2 separate regions of the Homo sapiens genome follow, and region 2 is linked to region 1. Evidence: chromatin contacts called from ENCODE Hi-C or POLR2A ChIA-PET data. All regions are on one chromosome and are shown on one strand. Each heading gives the region's core, a stretch centred on a gene start or an enhancer-like site at or near the end of the contact. The rest is flanking DNA. Distances are from core to core; before and after follow the strand shown.

The links. A loop is a pair of places that touch in the nucleus more often than their neighbours do. ChIA-PET counts read pairs that join two places held with the same protein, here RNA polymerase II (POLR2A). Pooled maps may share reads with other maps.
Region 2: a map of heart left ventricle shows a loop between it and region 1 (3-fold over the local background). The contact joins the enhancer-like site here to the promoter of VHRT in region 1. A Hi-C loop is called at or near these places in 8 of 168 maps with a recorded cell type or tissue (GM11168, Right ventricle myocardium inferior, cardiac septum and 2 more) and 8 of 50 pooled maps. POLR2A ChIA-PET finds 5 or more read pairs at or near these places in 3 of 52 experiments (Panc1, WTC11 and activated CD4-positive, alpha-beta T cell).

Annotation. Positions count from the first base shown.
Region 1 is chr12:110,934,832-110,938,535 of GRCh38, forward strand. It overlaps VHRT (ventricular heart development associated lncRNA), which reads left to right and starts at 1,771. Exons shown (of 2, transcript NR_036513.1): 1 at 1,771-1,867; 2 at 2,354-2,617. RefSeq lists enhancers at 1,034-1,727, 1,728-2,421, 3,116-3,704 and a silencer at 2,334-2,628.
Region 2 is chr12:110,993,330-110,997,033 of GRCh38, forward strand. No RefSeq gene overlaps it. Among named protein-coding and RNA genes, the nearest start is that of LINC01404, 37 kb to the left of the region's middle. Within about 2 kb of position 1,847, at least 4 of the 41 ENCODE cell types and tissues checked have a DNase peak (open chromatin) inside an H3K27ac peak, as active enhancers do; they include heart left ventricle and heart right ventricle, where a contact is called at or near this core.

The DNA.
Region 1 (3,704 bases), core at 521-3,020:
CTGGGACCCTGGATCAGTGAGGAATGTTCTGGGATGCAGGTGATGGAAATCCATTAGCAGCAGCTTAAACAAACGGGGGGTTCGTTTTCTCTCAAGAAGTTGGAGAACAGACAGTTCCACGGTTGTTCAGTAGCTGGACATGATTGGGGACCCCAGAGTTGTCTCTGTGACTCTGTGGGGGTTCCCTCTTGTGGTCCCAAGATGGTGGCAGCAGAGCCAAGTGTCCTGTCCTCACGACACTACGTTCAAAGCAGAAGCTGGGGCGGGGGTGGTGGCAGTGGGGGTGGGGTCAGGTGCAAATGTTTCTTTACTTCTTATGGAGGACAATATCTTCATGGGGAAGCCCCTAGGAGACTTTTCATACATCTCACTGGCCAGAACAAGGTAAGGCGCCCACATCTAGACCAAGTCTGACCTACCTGCTTTGACATCCAAGGTTCTTTGGCCTAATCCTGAACATAACCAGAGTTCTATTAGCAAGAAAAAAGACAGCAAATGGACTTGGGGTAGGCAATGAATAATGTCTGCTCCACCCACACCCCCAGTAACTGAAGTAATATTTCCCCAATATATATGGTACAGCACACAATATCCTGCAACAAAATGGTTCTATAGGCTGGGCGTGGTGGCTCACGCCTGTAATCCCAGCACTTTGGGAGGCAGAAGTGGGCGAATCATTTGAGGTCAGGAGTTCGAAACCAGCCTGCCCAACATGGTGAAACTCTGTCTCTACTAAAAATACAAAAATTAGCTGGGTGTGGTGGCGCATGCCTGTCATCCCAGCTACTTGGGAGGCTGAGGCAGAAGAAGCTCTTGAACCTGAGAGGCGGAGGTTGCAGTGAACTGAGATGATGCCATTGCACTCCAGCCTGCGCGACAGAGTGAGTCTCTGTCTAAAAAAAAAAAAAAAATTTTCTGTAGCCAACAAGAGAGTCTAGTTCAACAGGTTCCCCAGTTGCAGATCTTCTCAGAGCCTTTAAACAATGATGACTACTTATTGACTATTTGCCAGCTGCTGTGTCCATAGCTACATCTCTATTATCTCATTAAATCCTTATAATAACTCTAAGGGACAGAGGAAATAGAAACTAAGGAAGGGGGCAGAGCCAGGAATTGAACCCAGGACTCTGATTCTAGACTCCTATGCTGTCCTTTTACTACAGAGCAAACATCTACTAAAAGGGACAAGTTATTCTTCTCTGGGGGATACTGAATTAAGACTGAAAGCCTGGAAACTTCCAGCTTCTCTCTTGCTATTCCTTTCTCCCCGTAGATTGCCCCTGGCTCCTGGGAGAGGAATTCAGATTAAATCTCATGTCTTCGGTGTGGATTCCCAAAATTGAAGTCTGCTCTTTTTAAAATTTTTTTGGTAACACCTTGTTTTTCTCTTTCAGGGCACTTACCTTAGTTTTTAGTCAGGTATTTTCATTTATTTGTGCGTTAGGGACTTGTCTCTTTTACTGTAATATCGGCTCCATAAAGGCTGAGGTTTTTGTCTGTCTGTTTTGCTGCTGTAGCCCCAGCACCAAGAACCGTGGCTGGCACACAGTAAATTCACAGTAAAAATGTCGAGTCAATGAACAATCTTGACTTGGCTAATTGATAGGGTTTGGCTGTGTCCCCACCCAAATTTCATCTCCAATTGTATTCCCCACTTGTCGGGGGAAGGGCCTGGTGGGAGGTGATTGTATCATGGGGGCGGAGCTCCCCCTCCCCCTTGCTATTCTCGTGATAGAGCTCTCCTCACTTCTCTCTCTGTCTCTCCTGCCACCATGTGAAGAAGGTGCTTGTTTCCCCTTTGCCTTCCGCCATGAGTGTAAGTTTCCTGAGGTCTCCCAGTCATACTGCTGGTTAAGCCTGCAGAACGGTGAGTCCATAAAACCTCTTTTCTTCATAAATTACCCAGTCTCAGGTAGTTCTTTATAGCAGTGTGAGAATGGACTAATACACTAATACATTTCCTCTTTCTGAAACTGCATGTGCACATTTGTTAAAAAGGCTGGGTAAAAACTTGTTTTGAAATTCTGGTTTTGTGGGGTGGGTTTGATAAAAGGATACATGCTCACCACAAAACCTGCGAGGAAACCTAGGGAAACCAGAAATTCCAAAAAGAGATCCCTGGGAGTTGGCCTTGAATTGCACCTGGCTTCCATCACGGTCAGCCTTGGCCTCAACAGGAGAAACCCATTCATTGCGAGACGCGGACTCTGCTTGAATCCGGGTCCTGCAGCTGAGAGAATGGGCTGCATTTTTTTTCTCGGCTCCTCTTCCTTTCTGAAAAGGCCTCCCGCAGATCCATCTGGCTGCCTCACCCCCGATGACCTTTCCATCCTGTTCCTTTCCAAATTCCCAGGTGTACTTGTTTGAAATGTATCTGGCCCAATCGCTGAGCGTCCGCGCTGCATTTCTCCAAACTGCCCAGCAGGGGGCGGTGCTACCTCGGCTCCGCGCAGCCACGGCTTCCCGCTGGCGAACCAAGGGCGCGGAATCTGGAGAGGGCGAGGAACATCTTTCCTCCCACCTGTCCCCCGCCAAGCCTGCCAGACCCGTCTCATCCGTGCTGCTGCTTCTGAAAATCAGAAGAGTGAGGATGAAATAAAGTCTTCATAAAGGAAAACCATTTGCTTGTTTAGATTTCATTCATTCACTACTCAAATATTTACTGAGCTCCTACTGTGTGCCAAGCCTTGTTCTAAGCCCTGGGAGTCAACAGGGAACAAAACAGACACAAATTCCAATTCCTGCCTTCCTGGAGCAGTCCTTCCTGCTGGGGGCCGGTGGGCAGGAGGTCTTAGATGACAAACGTAATAAATAAGCAAACGACCTAGGAGGTTAGAAGTTGATACCTTCTATGGAGTAAAATAGGAAAATAGAACAAGGTAAGAGGGAAGAGAGACAGAGACAAAAAGGAAGAAAGAGAGAGATAAACACGATTTTTTTTTTTTTTTTTTTTTTTTTGAGACGGAGTTTCAGTCTGTCACCAGGCTGGAGTGCAGTGGTGCGATCTCGGCTCACTGCAACCTCTGCCTCCCAGGTTCAAGTGATTCTCCTGCCTCAGCCTCCCGAGTAGCTGGGTCTATAGGTGCGCGCCGCCACGCCCAGCTAATTTTTGTATTTTTAGTAGAGACGGGGTTTCACCATGTTGACCAGGACGGTCTCGTCTCTTGACCTTGTGATCCGCCCGCCTTGGCCTCCCAAAGTGCTGGGATTAGAGGCGTGAGCCACGGTACTCGGCTAATTTTTTTTTTTTTTTAATATACTTTATTGAGACAGAGTCTCTCTCTGTCACCCAGGCTGGAGTGCAGTGGCACCATCATAGCTCACTGCCGCCTGGAACTCCTGGGCTCAAGCGATCCTCTCACCTTAGCCTTCGAGTAGCTGGGACCACAGATGTGTGCCACCATGCCCAGGTATTTAAAAAAAACTTTTTTAAAATAATGTCTCATTTTGTTGCCCAGGCTGGTCTTGAACTCCCAGCCTCAAGCCATCCTCCCGCCTTGGCCTTTCAAAGTGCTGGATTACAAGCGTGAGCCACCGTGCACAGCCAAGACACAATTTTAAATCGAGCGGTCAGGAAGCCTCCTGGAGAAAATGACGTTTGAACAAAGACATGAAGAAAGTGGAGAATATTTGGAGAAAAGCATTTCAGGCAGAGGAAAGTGCCAGGGCAGAGGCCCCGAGGTGAGACTGTGCTAGCATGTTAT
Region 2 (3,704 bases), core at 597-3,096, 59 kb after region 1:
GTCATGTCTAATAAAAGTCATACACCCAGTATAACCTAGAGTTGGGGGCACTCTGGGGAAAAGGGACAAAGGGCTTTGTCCCACGTTGGGGTTGCTATCATCTGCCTGCCTGTATTCATTCCCGCATCTAGGAGCAGCACCCCTCACCCCTCCCTCACCCCAGTGCAAGGTTTGGGTGAAGCCCACCTCAACCCTTGGCTCCAAGGATGAGCACATGACTTAGACCTGGCCTATCAGAGCATTTTATCTGCCTCGACATAATGATTGGTTCCTGATGCCCATGTGACTCGGGCCTAGCCAATTGGAGCATTTAATCCTCCTAGACACAATCACTGGTGTCAGACCTGGCCAATCAGAGCTTGTTGTCCTTCTGGCTACAGTGATTGGTTCTGGGATTGGCACACATCTAAGACTGGCTCATAAGAACAGGCTCTCTCTCTGGCCCCAGAGTTTGGTACAGGAAAGGGCAGGACTCAAAGACAGACTGAAGAAAGCCAATCCAGGATTTTTGCTGGAACTTTGAGGAAGGAAACGACAAGCTCTCTTTAGACTGGGGTTTTTGAGGGATGGGATGCAAGCTTGAGTACCTAGCAGGTATCTTCCCACCATGAGGGTGGAAAAATTTTGCCGCGTGACTGAGAATAAAGACCATAGACAAAAACAGCAGAGCAGTAAGAAAAGCTAGATTCCCAATGAGATAAACATGATGACAAGAATACGAATACTAATAACTCGTATCTTGTGCTTACCATTGTCAAACTCTACTCTAGAAGCAATACCTATATTTACGTGGTCCTCTAACAACCCTAGGAGCTTTTATTACTTCCACTTCACAGATGAGACGATGGAGGTACAGAGAGATCACCCAGCAAGGGGCAGAGCCAGAACTGGAAGTCAAGCAATCTGGTTTCATAATCCCTGTTCATAACTACTGTGCCTCATTCAACAAACATTTACTGAGCACCTACTCTGTGCCAGGCTGTGTGAGGACATGGAGAGGAACCAGCCCTAATCCCTGGTGCATCAGTTTGCTAGGGCTGCCATAACAGAACACAACAAACTGGGTGGCCTAAAGAACAGAAATTTATCTTGGCCGGGTGCAGTGGCTGATGCCTGTAATCCTAGCACTTTGGGAGGCCAAGGCGGGAGGATCACTTGAGCCCAGGAGTTTGAGACCAGCTTGGGCAACATGGCAAAACCTCGTCTCTAAAAAAAATTTTTTTTAATTAGCCAGGTATGGTGGTACATGCCCGTAGTCCCAGCTACTCAGGAGGCTGAGGTGGGAGGATCACCTGAGCCTGGGAGGTTGAAGCTGAGGTGAGCCATGATCGTGTCACTGCACTCCAGCCTGGGTCATAGGGTGAGAGCTGGTCTTAAAAAAAGAAAAGAAAAGAAAAGAAATTTATCTTTTCACAATTCTGGAGTCCAAAAGTCCAAGATCAGGATACCATCAGGGTTGGTTTCTAGTGAGGCCTCTCTCTTCCAAGCTTGTGGACAGCCACCTGCTTGCTGGGTCCTTAAATGGCCTCTTCCTTGTGTGTGCAGAGAGAGCAAAAGCGTGAGAGAGATCTATTGTCTTCCTCTTCTAAGGACACCAGTCCTGTTGGATAAGCCCCCGGGCCTTATGATCCCATTTAACATTAATTACCTCCTTAAAGGCCCTGTCTGCAAATACACTGGGGTTTAGGGCTTCACCATATGAGCTTTAGGAGAATGCAATCCAGTTCATAACTCCTGGTCTCCAGGAGCTCAGGGTGGAGGAGGGGGTCATGAAGGACGCAGGCCGGTTGGCCACTGGGTGGACTGAGCCACAAGTGCAGTAGGTGCCCTCCGCCCGTGACTGTGCTGCCACCTGCTTCCATTTGCAGAGACACTCATTCTCTTCAGGAGAGCAGCTCTGGCCCTAACAGGCCTTCAGAAATGTCAGGGGTATTTTTAGCCTGGAGAGTTGGTGCGTCCCGTGGCACATGAAAGAAACGAGACTGCTCTGGGAAGACAAATGGGAAGCCACAAGAGACTATTTCAGGAGAGGGGCTGGGTGCAGGGGCAGCCTGGGAGCTTTGTAGGGAGGAATGAGGGGAAAACAGCCAGATCGCTGGGTATCTGGAACTGGGGAGGGGGCTGCTACTTGGAGGAGCCTGGAACCTTCCAGAAAGTGCCACCTTAGGCTGGGTGCGGTGGCTTGTGTCTGGAACCCCTGTACTTTGGGAGGCTGAGACGGGCAGATCACTTGAGGCCAGGAGTTTGAGACCAGCCTGGCCAACATGGCGAAACCCCGTCTCTACTAAAAATACAAAAATTAGCCAGGTGTGAGGGCAGGTGCCTGTAATCCCAGCTACTTAGGAGGCTGAGGCAGGAGAATTGCTTGAACCCAGGAGGCAGAGGTTGCAATGATCCAAGATCCTGCCATTGCACCCCAGCCTCAGGGACAGAGCAAGACACTGTCTCAAAAAAAAAAAAAAAAAAAAAGTGCCACCTTAGCATTTTCAGGTACATGAGGGAGTAGCACTCACAGTGAGATGGCCAAATGAGCACAGAAAATGGAAATAGGTCCTTTAGCCATTCAACAAACTCACACTCTGTTGCTCCAGAGCCCAACACGCCATCAGTGCTGGAACATTTTGTTGAACGAAGAGTACTTGTTCTCTGAGCATGCATCCGCAGTGGTTCAGAACCATATCAAGAGCCAGAAATACAAAAAAGAAAGCACAACTGCTGTTCCTACATTAGCTGGAGGTGGAACATCGTAGAACAGTGTGGTAACCTCAGGGGCTCTGCTTACACTTAGCCTGTTTTGCAAGGTCAGGGAAGGCTCCCTAGAAGAGGTGACGCTTGAATTGGAGGCTTCAAAGGCAATCCAAAGAGAGCCAGGCCAAGAGGGGAGTCAAGTGCAGAGGCCTGGAGGTGTACTGGCAAGAAAAAGAAAATAATAAATAAAAATAACAGCTCCCCAGCCTGGCCAATATAGTGAGACCTCATTTAAAAAAAAAATAAAAAATTAGCCGAGCATGGTGGCATGCATCTGTAGTCCTACCTACTCAGGAGGCTGAGGTGGGAGGATCGCTTGAGCCTGGGAAGTAGAGGTTGTAGTGAGTTGAGATCGCATCACTTCACCCCAACCTGGAGAACAGAGCAAGTCTCCGTCTCAAAAAAAAAAAAAAAAAAAATTTAAAATAACAACTCCCTGAGGAGCAGGCACTGCGCTAATTGTGTAAAGGCAAGACTGAGTTTCATCCCCACAACAACCCCAGGAGGAAAGTGCTATTATAACCTCTGATTTGCAGAGAGGAAACATCTGGCTATAAAAAGTTAAGAGCATGGACTTTGTGGCCAGGTGCTCTGAGTTGGAATCCTGACTTCAACATTTACAAGCTGTGTTACCCAAGGCAAGTGACAGTCCCTCTCGGGGCCTTAGGTCACCCATATGTAAAAGGGAAATTATAATAGCGTCTACCTCATTTAGGGTTGCTGTGGGAGTTACATGAATTGCTGTAAGGAAAGTGCTTAAAACACTGCTCAGTGTGAAAGCCATTGTTCAGTAAGTGCGGAATGGATGAATGAATGGAGAAGTGAATGAATGAAATTAGGGCTTGATATGGTTTGTCTGTGTCCTCACCCAAATCTCATCTTGAATTGTAGCTCCCATAATTTCTACGTGTTGTGGGAGGGTCCTGGTGGGAGATAACTGAATCATGGGGGCAGTT